Regions from separate parts of the Homo sapiens genome. Here region 1 is linked to region 2. A link is an interaction called in ENCODE POLR2A ChIA-PET data of the cell type or tissue named here. Cell type or tissue: HepG2. All regions are shown on one strand. Each heading gives the region's core, and the rest is flanking DNA. Links, peaks and the distances in the headings are about the cores only.

Region 1 (2,804 bases), core at 301-2,800, 100 kb before region 2:
CAGTTTGTCAGCTACAGTTTAGGTTTTCCTGGCTAGGTTCTGGCTCTCACAGAGGTTTCTGTTCATGAAGTTCAGCTCCAGTAAGTTGTGATTCTCTGTATTTACCTTTTGGTCTCTCCAATTTGGGGGGCAGTGGTTTGCCCTGTAGCCTCAGTTCTCCAACAAATCTAAGAAAAGTTATTAATTTTCAGTTTTTTCAGCTTTGACTTACTGTTAGGAAAAAGTTATGACTTCCAAACTCCTTTCATGCCAGGCTAGAAACCACCAAGTCCTTTCTTTAAATTTTAATGATCTATTTATAGATATTCGTAAGAACCTTTAATTTAATTACTAAGGGCCTTTGAGATTCATGCAGTGCAAGTTTGGAGATTGGAGATTAAAATATTTTCGGCAAACCATTTGTTGTAAATCAAAATGGAAAATAAATTTACTTGTGTCTTTACATAAGATTGCAAAGAAAATTGTTTCAACTTTAGTTTTCCTACACAAAAGACTTTGTTTCATTAAGTTCACAAAGCTTTTCTGATAGTGTTCCAAGTTTTCACTTGAAAAAAGTAAGGTCTGAAACGGGAGGCTCAAAAGAGGGAGAAAGAAAAAGAGAGAAACAAACTATTACTTATCGACAATCCTAACAGAGTCTCTTTCTTGATGTAACCCTTTCAGCCATCTGTAGTTATGGACAAAAGCATTTGACCTGTACAGGCATACATTGATTTACTGTGCTTCACTTTATGGCTCTTTTGGGTATATTGTATTTTTAATCAATTGAAAGGCTACTGGGGAGGCTGAGGTAGGAGAATGGCGTGAACTCAGGAGGCAGAGCTTATAGTGAGCCGAGATCGCACCACTGCACTCCAGCCTGGGTGACAGAGCAAGACTCTGTCTCAAAAATAAAGAGAGAGAGAGAGAGAGAGAGGGAGGGAGGGAGGGGAGGAGAGAGAGAGAGAGAGAGGAAGGAAGGAAGGAAGGAAGGAAGGAAGGAAGGAAGGAAGGAAGGAAGGAAAGAAGGAAAGAAAGAAAGAAATTGAAAGTTTGTGGCAACCTGCATGGAGAGAGAGAGAGAGGGAGGGAGAGAGAGAGAGAGAGAGAGAGAGAGAGAGAGAGAAAGAAAGAAAGAAAGAAAGAAAGAAAAAGAAAGAGAGAAAGAGAGAAAGAAAGAAGGAAAGAAGAGAAAGAAAGAAATTGAAAGTTTGTGGCAACCCGCGAGGGAGGGAGGGAGAGAGAGAGGGAGAGAGAGAGAGAGAGAGAGAGAGAGAGAGAGAGAGAGAGAGAGAGAGAAAGAAAGAAAGAAAGAAAAGAAAGAAAGAAAGAAATTGAAAGTTTGTGGCAACCCTCATGGAGCAGGTCTGTCAGCACCGTTTTTCCTACAGCATGTGCTCACTTTCTGTCCCTGTGTCAACAGCTTTGTGTAAAGCATTGGCTAGGCACTTTTAAACTTTTTCAAAGCATATTGAACTTGGGGGTGATAGATGATGTATATTTGAAAGCAATTTGGTGGCCAGGCGCAGTGGCTCATGCCTGTAATCCCAGTACTTTGGGAGGCCGAGGCGAGCGGATCACCTGAGGTCAGGAGTTTGAGACGAGCCTGGCCAACATGGCGAAACCCCACCTCTACTAAAAATACAAAAATACAAAAAAATTAGCTGGGTGTGGTGGCTCACACCTGTAGTCTCAACTACTTGTTAGGCTGAGGCACGAGAATCACTTGAACCTGGGTGGCGGAGGTTGCAGTGAGTCAAGATTGTGCCACTGCACTCCAGCCTGGGATGACAAAATGAGACTCTGTCTCAACAAAAAATAAAAAATTAAAATTAAAAATTAAAGAAAATGAAAGCAATTTGGTGATAATTATATTATAACTTCCTTCAGTTCCAATACAATGACATTTCCAAAGTGCTGTTATTGATGAAAAACAAAAGTGCCCACAAACATGCTTTATTTGGGCTGTGTAGTGATTTATTTTTAAATTTGAATTATTTGACAACACGTAAAAATTAAGAGTTGATATAAAGTCGGGTCTAGTTTCTCCTGAAACTTGAAATGACTTGAACCTCCATGGGGCATCAGTGTGCAGGAGCTGAGTTACTGTTCCCCTCCAGCTCTCCACAACCCTTTATTGTCTTACACTGTCTTCCTCCACTTATATTACTTGCCTGGTCCCAGGGAGACATTCATGTTTATGACATCTGCTGAAAGTAAAAAGGTGTCTAATGTGTAGGGTTAATGCATGAAGGCTTGCAGAAGACATTGAGAACTGGGTTTAGAAGGTGGTTCACAGACATACAGTATGTCCTATGGATATGAGCTTAATGTTGTGGTGTCTGCCTGGACCTCTGTTTGATTTGAGCATGCTCTCACAGTCTTTACAGGGCTTCTTTTGTGCTTAAAGATCAGCAATTAAGTGATGAGTGTGACATCACTGAAATTAGTTTATGCACGTGGAGGATTAGAAGGGAGAAAGAATTTTTCCAGTACAAGCATAGCTTTTATTGGCACATATATCCCTCCCAGCCAACCACACAAGAAGCACAGTACCTGTCATTTCCTAACCTTTAGGATTAGAGGAATTCAAGCAAGAAAAGGCAAAGAGGAAAGCCTAGTAAAGTTCACAATGCTTCTCTTTATAGGCAGAACAAAAAAGAATATTGAGGCAATTACTGGCATAAATCAGTCCAAAGCAAATCAAAGAAATTCAAGCAAAAAGAAGGCATTTTGCCTGAATTATGGAGCTAATGATCTCAGTCCTCCACTTCAGTGTTCCTGAGGAGACCTGGCCTGAGAATGTTTTTCCAGTGATCTGGCAG
Region 2 (2,804 bases), core at 227-2,726:
CCCCGCGCCTGCAGGAGAGCGGAGACAGGAGAAAGCGAGGCCAGCTGCACTGCAGGGAGATGTCTCTGCCTGTACTTTTTTTTTCTTTCTGGGATCTATTTAGAATAATCTTTGTGTTCAATTTCATTTTTAGATTTTAACACCGAATTCTTTTTGTTCTTCTGGATCCACATATCTAATTTTAGCATTGAAAAGAATTTCACCTAGTTTATTTTTGTATCCTAATCTTTTTTTAGCGTAGGTCAATGGATAAGAAAATCACAAAAACTAAGTGTATATTATCAGCCAAGTGAGCTGCTAGTGCTTATAAACACCCTTTATTTTAAAGACAATGCGAATTTCATTATGTAAACATGTAAAAACCCAGGCCATCTTAACTGATGCCCAGCCGCAGAGGTGAGGTGGCATGGTCATGTTCCTAGATGACATGTTATGAATGGAGTTCCTTCTACATCCAAGCAAAACAGGATTCCATGATTCACAGAGCTTGCAGGCAAGGTTAGACTAGTCAGGAGATTCAGAACAAACAAATCTTTGGTGTTTCACAGTTACAACTCCATAGGAGAGCACCTGATGGTTATACTGGAAGACGAAGCCGATGTCCTTGATGCTATAGATCAGGAGAGATCTGAAAACACACCCAGACCCACCTCCACCCCAACCCAGTTCAGTCAGAGTCTCTTGGGTTAGGACCTGAGAATTTAAAAAAATCTCCACAGTAATTTTAATAAGCAGCTAGAGTTGAGAAACATTGCCTCCCGTAGAGAACAGTCACTGGGAAGCTAGGATTGTACTGTGGTTACCTAGGGTGATGGACTGAGCTAAGCTGAAAGCAGAGCCTTGGGTGGGGAAACTGAGAGGAGTGATCTGTATAGTGCTTGGGAGCAGTGGTTTAATTCCGGCTGTGCTGTGAGGACAGTGATAATTATGCTCCTTCTGAAGAAATCCTTGCAGAAGATGTCACCTTTCCATGAATTGAAAAGGAGGAAAGGTGCTGTGTTTTCAAGCTTCTCCAGATAATCTTAGAAATGTAAGTCGAGAAAGGGAATCATACAAACATCATGTCTTAATTTGACTTAGTACCTAGTATGGGTTTAACATAACACTGTCATAATAATATGGTTTACACACATGCATACAGACTTACCATCCATTCATTGATTCACTGGGTTCCTGCTATGTGCCAGGCATTTCCTAGGGCACTAAGAAAACAGCAGCAAACGAAGAAGGCTGAGTTCCCCTCCGGGAGGGGTCTTACACCGAGCAATCCCAGAATGTCGGCTGGCAAGAAGGGGTGAGTGAGGAATATGCTGGAGGCAGAATGGGGCCCCTAGCCTAGAGTGCCTATGAGAAGACCCCTGTTGGGCCCTGACAAGGGAAGTGGCTTTGCTCTTCCTGCAGGCACAAGCTGTCCATGATGCTGGGACCTCTGATTCATCCACTAGAGCCATTGTCATCAGAACTATTTCTGGAAGTTTCTGAGTAGGTGGCACAGCCCTGTGTACCTAGTGAAGCCCCCCCCCCTTTGATTCAGGGGTCACATTGGGCTGTTTGCGCAAAGAAGGACTCACTGCTTCTTTTTCCCCTTGTGAATAAGTAACAAGCTGTTAAGTACACAATGAATGTACCTCTCTGCAAGCCAGAACTGTAGTGATTGATGGAATCCGATGTTTACTTGTCCCCTCTGTAACCTTAGATTAAAGTCACTGAAATCTTCAGCCTCTACATCAGGAGAATGGCACGCACATGCCAAGGGACGTGGCCAAAATGGCTGGTGGAGCTTTGTGGGAGGCAGAGTGCATGGTCCCTTCCCCAAAGGGATTAGATGCAGAGACATCAGGAGAGCAAGTCAGCTTTTATGGGGAGGGTAACAGTGTAGTCAGAAGCGGCAAGGGAGAAATGATAGGAATTTGTGTTGTGGAGAGAAAGGAAGGAGGCCTGGACAGGGAGGAAGGAGAAGAAACATTACACAAGAACCGATTGCTAATTGGTCAAGAGGGATGGGGAGTGACTGAAGGGCCCCTTGGGTGTGTCACTATTATTCAGTGTCCAGGCTGCTGCAAAAGGACAGCTATTAATAAACATCGTTAAATGCATCTTGTTTTCTTTCTATTGCTTTGTTGTTTATAAAATGCCTGAGTATACATTAATTCCAAGAATCCTCAAAATAACTTTGAGAGGTGTTACTGTGATCAGTATATAAAGAAAGAAGACATTGAAACTCATAGAGGCTAAGTAACTTGCCCCTAATCACACAGCCAGTTAAAAGGCAGAAGCAAATCTCAAATTCAAATATTTGAGCTCCAGCTCCAGCAATCTGAAATGTCAAGATACCTAGTACAATTGGGTTCTGGTCCTGGATGTGCCTGAACATTTTTATGATTTCACATATATCATGTGACTCTCCAAGCCTTTGAAGTTGCATTTCTCTCATTTCCTTGCCTTTCTACATGTCTTATAAAGATTTCTACGCTTACATTTATACCCTCAAGTATGCATGGACACAAAGTCGAGTTTGGGTTTTTTTAAAATCTGGATTAAAAGAAATTTTAAATTCCAACTTTCTTTACCTGATTCTCTCTGTAGCACTGGCCTTTTGTAATATATATTTTTCCAGCCATAGGAAAGAGCTTTTTAATGCTCAGATCCCAAGAGCTAAGGAAGTAGATGGCTATTTATGTTCTGCCAGGAATCTTTATGTTCAGTGAGAGGAAGTGCAACTGCTTAAAACTCTTAACTTCTCTCTCTTACTTTAGAAAGTCAAGCAGAAAAAAAAATGGATTAATTTGACAGATAGCACAGAA

The links. ChIA-PET counts read pairs that join two places held together with the same protein. Peaks named below come from ENCODE experiments on the same cell type or tissue, not always from the same donor. Only the 100,000 strongest peaks of a DNase experiment are listed, where the experiment ranks them.
Region 1: POLR2A ChIA-PET joins it to region 2 with 6 read pairs; 4 of 35 experiments call an interaction of 5 or more read pairs at or near these places.

Annotation. Positions count from the first base shown.
Region 1 is chr18:8,239,550-8,242,353 of GRCh38, forward strand. All of the region lies in intron 14 of PTPRM (protein tyrosine phosphatase receptor type M), which reads left to right. Among named protein-coding and RNA genes, the nearest start is that of RAB12, 370 kb to the right of the region's middle. In HepG2, for the core only: no CTCF peak of the experiment used is centred there; no DNase peak of the experiment used is centred there.
Region 2 is chr18:8,340,169-8,342,972 of GRCh38, forward strand. All of the region lies in intron 22 of PTPRM (protein tyrosine phosphatase receptor type M), which reads left to right. Among named protein-coding and RNA genes, the nearest start is that of RAB12, 270 kb to the right of the region's middle. In HepG2, for the core only: no CTCF peak of the experiment used is centred there; DNase peaks (open chromatin) are centred at 473, 1,653 and 2,323.